2 separate regions of the Mus musculus genome follow, and region 2 is linked to region 1. Evidence: chromatin contacts called from ENCODE Hi-C or POLR2A ChIA-PET data. All regions are on one chromosome and are shown on one strand. The core of a region is the stretch at or near the end of the contact, and the rest is flanking DNA. Distances in the headings are between cores, read along the strand shown.

The links. Hi-C counts contacts between places; a loop is a spot of excess contacts on that map. ChIA-PET counts read pairs that join two places held with the same protein, here RNA polymerase II (POLR2A).
Region 2: a map of v-Abl transformed pro-B cells shows a loop between it and region 1 (2.2-fold over the local background). The contact joins the enhancer-like site here to the promoter of E2f6 in region 1. A Hi-C loop is called at or near these places in 1 of 37 maps with a recorded cell type or tissue (v-Abl transformed pro-B cells). POLR2A ChIA-PET finds 5 or more read pairs at or near these places in 2 of 5 experiments (Patski and embryonic stem cell).

Annotation. Positions count from the first base shown.
Region 1 is chr12:16,809,625-16,812,768 of GRCm38, forward strand. It overlaps E2f6 (E2F transcription factor 6), which reads left to right and starts at 1,341. Exons shown (of 7, transcript NM_033270.2): 1 at 1,341-1,691. The coding sequence starts at 1,584.
Region 2 is chr12:16,868,824-16,871,755 of GRCm38, forward strand. No RefSeq gene overlaps it. Among named protein-coding and RNA genes, the nearest start is that of Gm36495, 19 kb to the left of the region's middle. Within about 2 kb of position 1,624, at least 2 of the 3 ENCODE cell types and tissues checked have a DNase peak (open chromatin) inside an H3K27ac peak, as active enhancers do.

The DNA of each region.
Region 1 (3,144 bases), core at 91-2,590:
CTGGCTGGAATACAGACACCTTCATACACCCTTTAATCCCTAGCAATGAAGGTAAGGTTGGTTTTTAGAAGAAAGCAGACATGTTTAAAAGTAGCATCTAACTAAGGGCAGACAAAGTGAGGAATCAGAGAAAGATTTGACAGAATGAGTCAGAGGATATGCCCAACTCACAAGAGAACAGGGCAGGAAAGAAGCTACTTAAGAAAGGGAGGTGGCAGTTTACTGGGGCAATTTTACAGAGACAGGTTTTTGAGAGAACAAGCTAGTAACTTCGATCAGTAAGAACTCTCCACATTACAAATTTAGAAACTAAGGCACAGAACGACTTTTAGAAACTGGCTTAAGACCTTACAATTTGAAAAGATACCTATGGCTCCAGGTCACTTACTTCTCTTTTCTTTTCTCTTTCTAATTTAGTTTCTGTGCATAGAAGTTTTGCCTACATGTATGACTGTCTAACATGTTAACATGTCCGTGCCTGGTGCCTGTGGAGACCAGAAAAAGAGCATTAAATCCCCCTGGGCCTGGAGGTAACATATGGTTGTGAGCCACCCTGTGGGTGATGGGAATTGAACTCAGGTCCTCTGGAAGTTCTCCTAAACTTAGCCAGTGCTCCTCTCCCAGCCCGTTAAACTGTTTTATCTTTCTCCTCCATTGGATTCTGATATCCAGTCTATTATATTCAAAACAGTATCTTCTTGAGCCAGCCCAATACCTGATATAATAATAAGTAATCAAAAACTGATACAGAGCCGGGCAGTGGTGGTACACGCCTTTAATCCCACTTGGGAGGCAGAGGCAGGCGGATTTCTGAGTTCGGCTACACAGAGAAACCCTGTCTCGGAAAACCAAACCAAAAATAAAATAAAATAAAACTGATATAGAGGGTAAAGTTTGTGGTTTTGGGACAAATTCTACTCTCACTACGAACTTTAGCTGACTTCGAATTCAAACACGTGATCTCCCTGCCTGGGCCTCTGTGGAGCTTGGCTTTGAAGCTTGCACCTTCTGGTCCCTCCAAGATGGCTTGTTTCATGAGCATGTGCTAAGCACCTTTAGATGACTGATGGGAGCCCCACCATCATCGCCCCGGGGCACTCAGAACCTGCAGTCCGCTGGTTGGGACTAGAGAGCGCCTGCTCCGATCCCCCGGAATCCCTGCTCCACCTCTTTTCTTCCCCCAACCCATCCCACCACACACACCCCCACCCCCCGCCGCCGCCATCCTCTCCAAGGATCCATCCTCCGGAACACCCGGGCGTCGGCAGCGGGCGAGGACCGGTGTGCGCGGGAGATCTAACGGACGGCGCTGCGCATGTGCAAACGCGGGTGCACTGCGCATGCGGAAAGATGGCCGGCCAGGGAACCTGAGCGCCTCCGCGGTCACCCTGGTCCCCTCCGAGCCTACCCTGACCCCCTCTGCGCCTGGGCTCATCGCTGCGCGAGTGGGACCGCGGCGCTTCGTGGGTGGAGCCGCAGTGCTCCGTGGGTGGAGCGGGCGGCGCTGAAGGGGCCGGGAACGCGCGCGCCGAGCCTCCGGGGAAGGCGGGAGGGCGCGTGGGGCGCGAGGGGCGCGGGACAGCATGAGTCAGCAGCGGACGGCGCGGAGACAGCCCAGCCTGCTGGTGGACCCGGCGCAGGAAACGGTGCGCCGGCGTTGCCGAGACCCCATCAACGTGGAAAACCTACTGGTGAGCGGGGACCCGGGCCACGGGAGGTCAAGTGCTGTGGGACGCGCTCCTTGCATCGGGCCCTCTGCACAGTGTCGCTTGCTGCCCCGGGGCTCTCCCTGCAACTCCCAATTCTTGAACCGCCCTTTGCTTTTTAAATGTTTCTATTGGATTTTTCTTACTTTGTGTTGGGGTGGGGGCCGCGAGCGCGTGGATTCCACGGGGCACGTGTAGAGTTTAGAAGGCAACTTGGGGCAGTCTGTTCCATGCTTCCAGCCTTGTGGTTCGCGGGATGGAACTCTGGTAGAGTTTGTAAAGCTCGGTGGCAAGTGCCTTAACCAACTGGGCGATCTTGCCTGTCCATCTTTGCTGTCTGACAGGGGAAATGAAAGAGTGAGAAAGTTCCCTCCGTTCCGTGCTTCCCACCTTTCTCAGGGTCCCTGCTGGATTCTTCCTTTGTCCGTTTCTCCTGATCGCTGTTTTCTCAGCAAGGCAAGCTGTATCCAAGCCATTCTGGCGGGTCCTGTGCCATGAGCATTGTCTTGTCTGACTCCTTGGAGCAACCTTGAGATAGTTATTTTTAGAGTTTGTCAGAACTGACCCAGAGATGTGTGTACAGAGATGTCTGGCCTTGGGGCTAGGTAATGAGGAAACTGGGAAGACCCTCAGAATGACTGCAAGTGACAGCCTTTCCCAAACTTCTCTCTCTCTCTCCCTCTCTCTCTCTCTCTCTCTCTCTCTTTAAGTAATTTCTGCTCAGTTTCCACCTGATCTTGCATTACCACCCAGCACTGTGCTGGGGACTCTAGTCCTAAGCACTTGGTAAGATTGTTGTAAATAAGATCCGTAGGTCACTGATGGTTTTGTCAATTACAGTATTCGTTTCACACCCTATCTTGTGTCATAACTAACCACTCACTTTTGGCTGAGAACTCTTTGTTGTGTTTTTGACAGCCATGGTGGGTCCCCTTGTCCCCTTCGCCTTCCTTTTCAGACACGTGGGTGTCATCCAGGATTCTCTACAGTTTGTTCATGTAGGTGACCGCTCACTACTGCTAACTTGTGGCCTGTGATCATGGTAGGTTTTTTTTTTTTTTTAAGGATTTGATAGACGCTCTAAATGAAAACCGCTTAACTTTTGGTTATCAGAAGATAACGTCTTCTAAAGTCTTAGATTTCTTATCCAGTCTGGTATTTTTAGTTGCCTCGAGGTAACTCCCAAACCTGTACATCTTTCCTGGAGCTCTCCAACTGTTTGTTAGATGTCCCTTCTTAAAAAAGAAAATGTCTTCGTGGATGCCACGTGTGTACTGGTGCCCACGGAGGCCCGAAACCAGTGTTAGATCACCTGGAGCTCATAATAAGTGGTTATGAATTGGCACATGGATGAACTGAGCCCTCTGGAAGAACAGCGAGCGTTTATAACTGCTGAGCTGCAGATTTCAAACTCTGATATCCAAAGCCAGATTCACAG
Region 2 (2,932 bases), core at 374-2,873, 59 kb after region 1:
CAGCCACGATGTCTCACAATGAAGGGACTAATAGCCCAGGGAGGTAGGAAGGGTAACCAGGAGAGGGAGTGCTCCTAGAAGCAGAACTCCCCAATGAGTCTGAAGCAAGATCCCTGGAGGTAAAGTCTGTTTTGTGAAGACCGGTAGTTTTCTCTTCTAGTCCTAGAAGCTGTGGTGGGCAGGTGAGGGCAGGCGAGGCTGGGAAGAATGAGCAAGTGCAACCTCACTGCCTCGCCTGGATATGTCACGCCTGGAGTGTGGAGTGTGGCGAACCCCTCGAGGCTCAGACAAAGCATCACCAGTAGTCAGTCCACTGTCTCTCTTTGGAATGCGAGTGTCCTGCCTGGTTTGGGCAAGCTGAGCCTCAATAGCTGTTCCTGTCTCTCAGTATTTGGGGGTGGGGCACTGCAATAGGGAAGACTTCCTTCTAGGAGATCTTTGAGCCACCCTGCAAATGGATTCTGTATTCCCCAAGCTCTGCAGACCACCGGGAGGGGCTGGCTGTACAAGTCAAAGCTTGTTCACTGTCACAGTAAGGCCACTCAGGATCTGGCCCACAGCGACCTTTCTTTGTCCCTCCACATAGCTGTTGCTAGAAATTCCCATTAAAATTTTTTTTCCTTCTTAGAATTCTAATAGGGTATTATGTTACATAAATTTAAGCCCCAAGAGAACATGCTGTTTCAAAAAGATAGCAGTGTACATATCAGGAACCCAAGAGCCTCAAGAGTGACTGGAACAAGAAACAGGGAAACTGTCAGAAGTTCTCTGGAGTCTGGGGGTCACTGTGAGCTCTTGCAGACAGGCTCCCAAGGCGTGTTCACATCTGGCCAGCTTAGCTGGCCATGCCTGGCTTGACCAGCTTCCTCTCTCAAGGGCCTGGAAGAAGTGAAGAAACAAATCACAAATCAACAGTCAATAACAAGCGGCTGATTAGCGAGCTTGGCTCCATCTCTGGTCCAGTTTGCTAAAGGGGAGAGAGAGGGGGAGTGGGTGGGGCTGGTTTTGAATTAAGGGAATAAGGGCTGGGGAAAATGTCTCACTTGGTAAGGTGCTTTCCATAAAAGCATGAAGACCCGGGTTCAATTAATAAACTAACAATCTAGGCACGGTATTTCATGCTTGTAATCCCAGTGCTGAAGAGGCAGAGACAGAGAGACTCCTGGAGTCTGCCTGCTGCCTGGTCAGTCTAACCTGCTTGGCAAGCTCCAGGCCAATGAGAGTCTATCTCAAAAAACCAAGGTGGACAGTGCTTGACAAACAACTGAGGGTGTCCCTTGGCCTCTACCCGAGAACAAATGGCATGCACAGGAACGTGAAGGCAATGGAGTCGGGGCACAGACATCCACATTCCTCTAGAAAGGTCTGCTTTCACATAGCAGAGTTGCTGCTATGCTTTATCGTTCCCATGGTAACACCTACCCCTCTGTTTTAAGAGAGACTAGCTGTTGGTCCATAGCACTTGGATTCCTCTTGGGATCTTGGGCGCTGGTTACTTCTGGAAACCCCTCAGAGCCCCAGTAGTTGCAGGAAGAGATACGAGCTCTGCATAGCCTTGCCCAGGACAGCCACGCACCCTCCAGCCAAGTGCAGAGGGTGCCAACTCCACTTCCACACCATGGAGGGGTGCCAGGCAATTCACAGGTCGTCTCTGCAACAGTAACAGTCATAAATACTCAGCTATGAGATGTGCTCTCTTGGCCCTGGGAGGCTTAAATGGGCCTCTTTATTTCCCAGCCTTCCTGCTAAAGCGGGGAGCAGAGCAGAGCTGGGAGGAAGGACATTCCAGAAATGCCACAGAGCCCTCAGTGAGCCTGCTAGAGGAAGCACTTTAGAGAGAGGGAGCTGCAGGAAGGGGCCCAGGCCCCAGGGCCAGTGGCTGCCAGGGTGAGGGGAGGGCCTGGCCTTGCCTTCAGAGAAACCCCTGGGGCCAGGGTAGGGCTAGCTTCTCATCCAGGCCAGTTTTCCACTACGTCACATCGCCTTTGGTTCAAATTGGTGGAATGTTACCACAATATGGCATCTGAGTGAACTCCAAAGATGTCGTGTTGGTCAAAGATCCCTGGGGGAAGTGGCCCGGATTAACTTTAAACCAAATCATTTTCAAACAGTCTCCACCCAGGTCCTGCTTGTTTACTTAGTGGGGGAAATCCGCCTTCTTCGGGCCTGCAGCTGTTGAGTCCACTGGGGGCACAGTGATACAAAAGGAAAGAGAAAGCACTCTGCAAGCAGTGGGTTCCTCCTGACCAACTGACATCTTTTTGTTTTCAAATGGTGGAGCTGGAGGTGGAACCCAGAGCCCCAAGTAAACTATCTGAGTCCTCTCCTTCCAGAAGCATTCCCGGTCTTGAATGGAGGGCTGGGTTAGCTATCACTGGCCACACACAGAGCCTATGCTATTCATCCTGGGGTGATAGCTCCTTGGTAAAGTGCTTGCTTTACAATCATGAGGCCCAGAACCCACATTTAAAAATAAAAGCCACACTTGGGGGTTTATCCTTGTAATCCAGCACTGGGGAGATGGAGAGTCAGCCTGACTGGGGAGCTCTAGACCAAAGAGAGACTCTGCCTCAAAAAAGATAGGTAGACAGTCCCGAGGAATGACAACAGAGATTGCCTGCTATCCTCCACATCTACCTGTATATAAATCCACATGTGTGTATATAAACACACACACACACACACACACACACACACACACACACACACACACACACACAAGCATACAAAGGAATCATAGGTAAGCAAGATAGCTCAGTGAGCAAAGGTGTCATCCACCAAGCCTGACAGCCTGAGTTCAATCGCTGGGCCCCATATGGTAGGAGGAGAACACCAACTCCAGAAAGTTGTTCTCTAAACTTCATGTGCATTTAGATAGATAGATAAGATAAGATAAGATAAGATAAGAACAGAAACGTCATACAACTTTGTT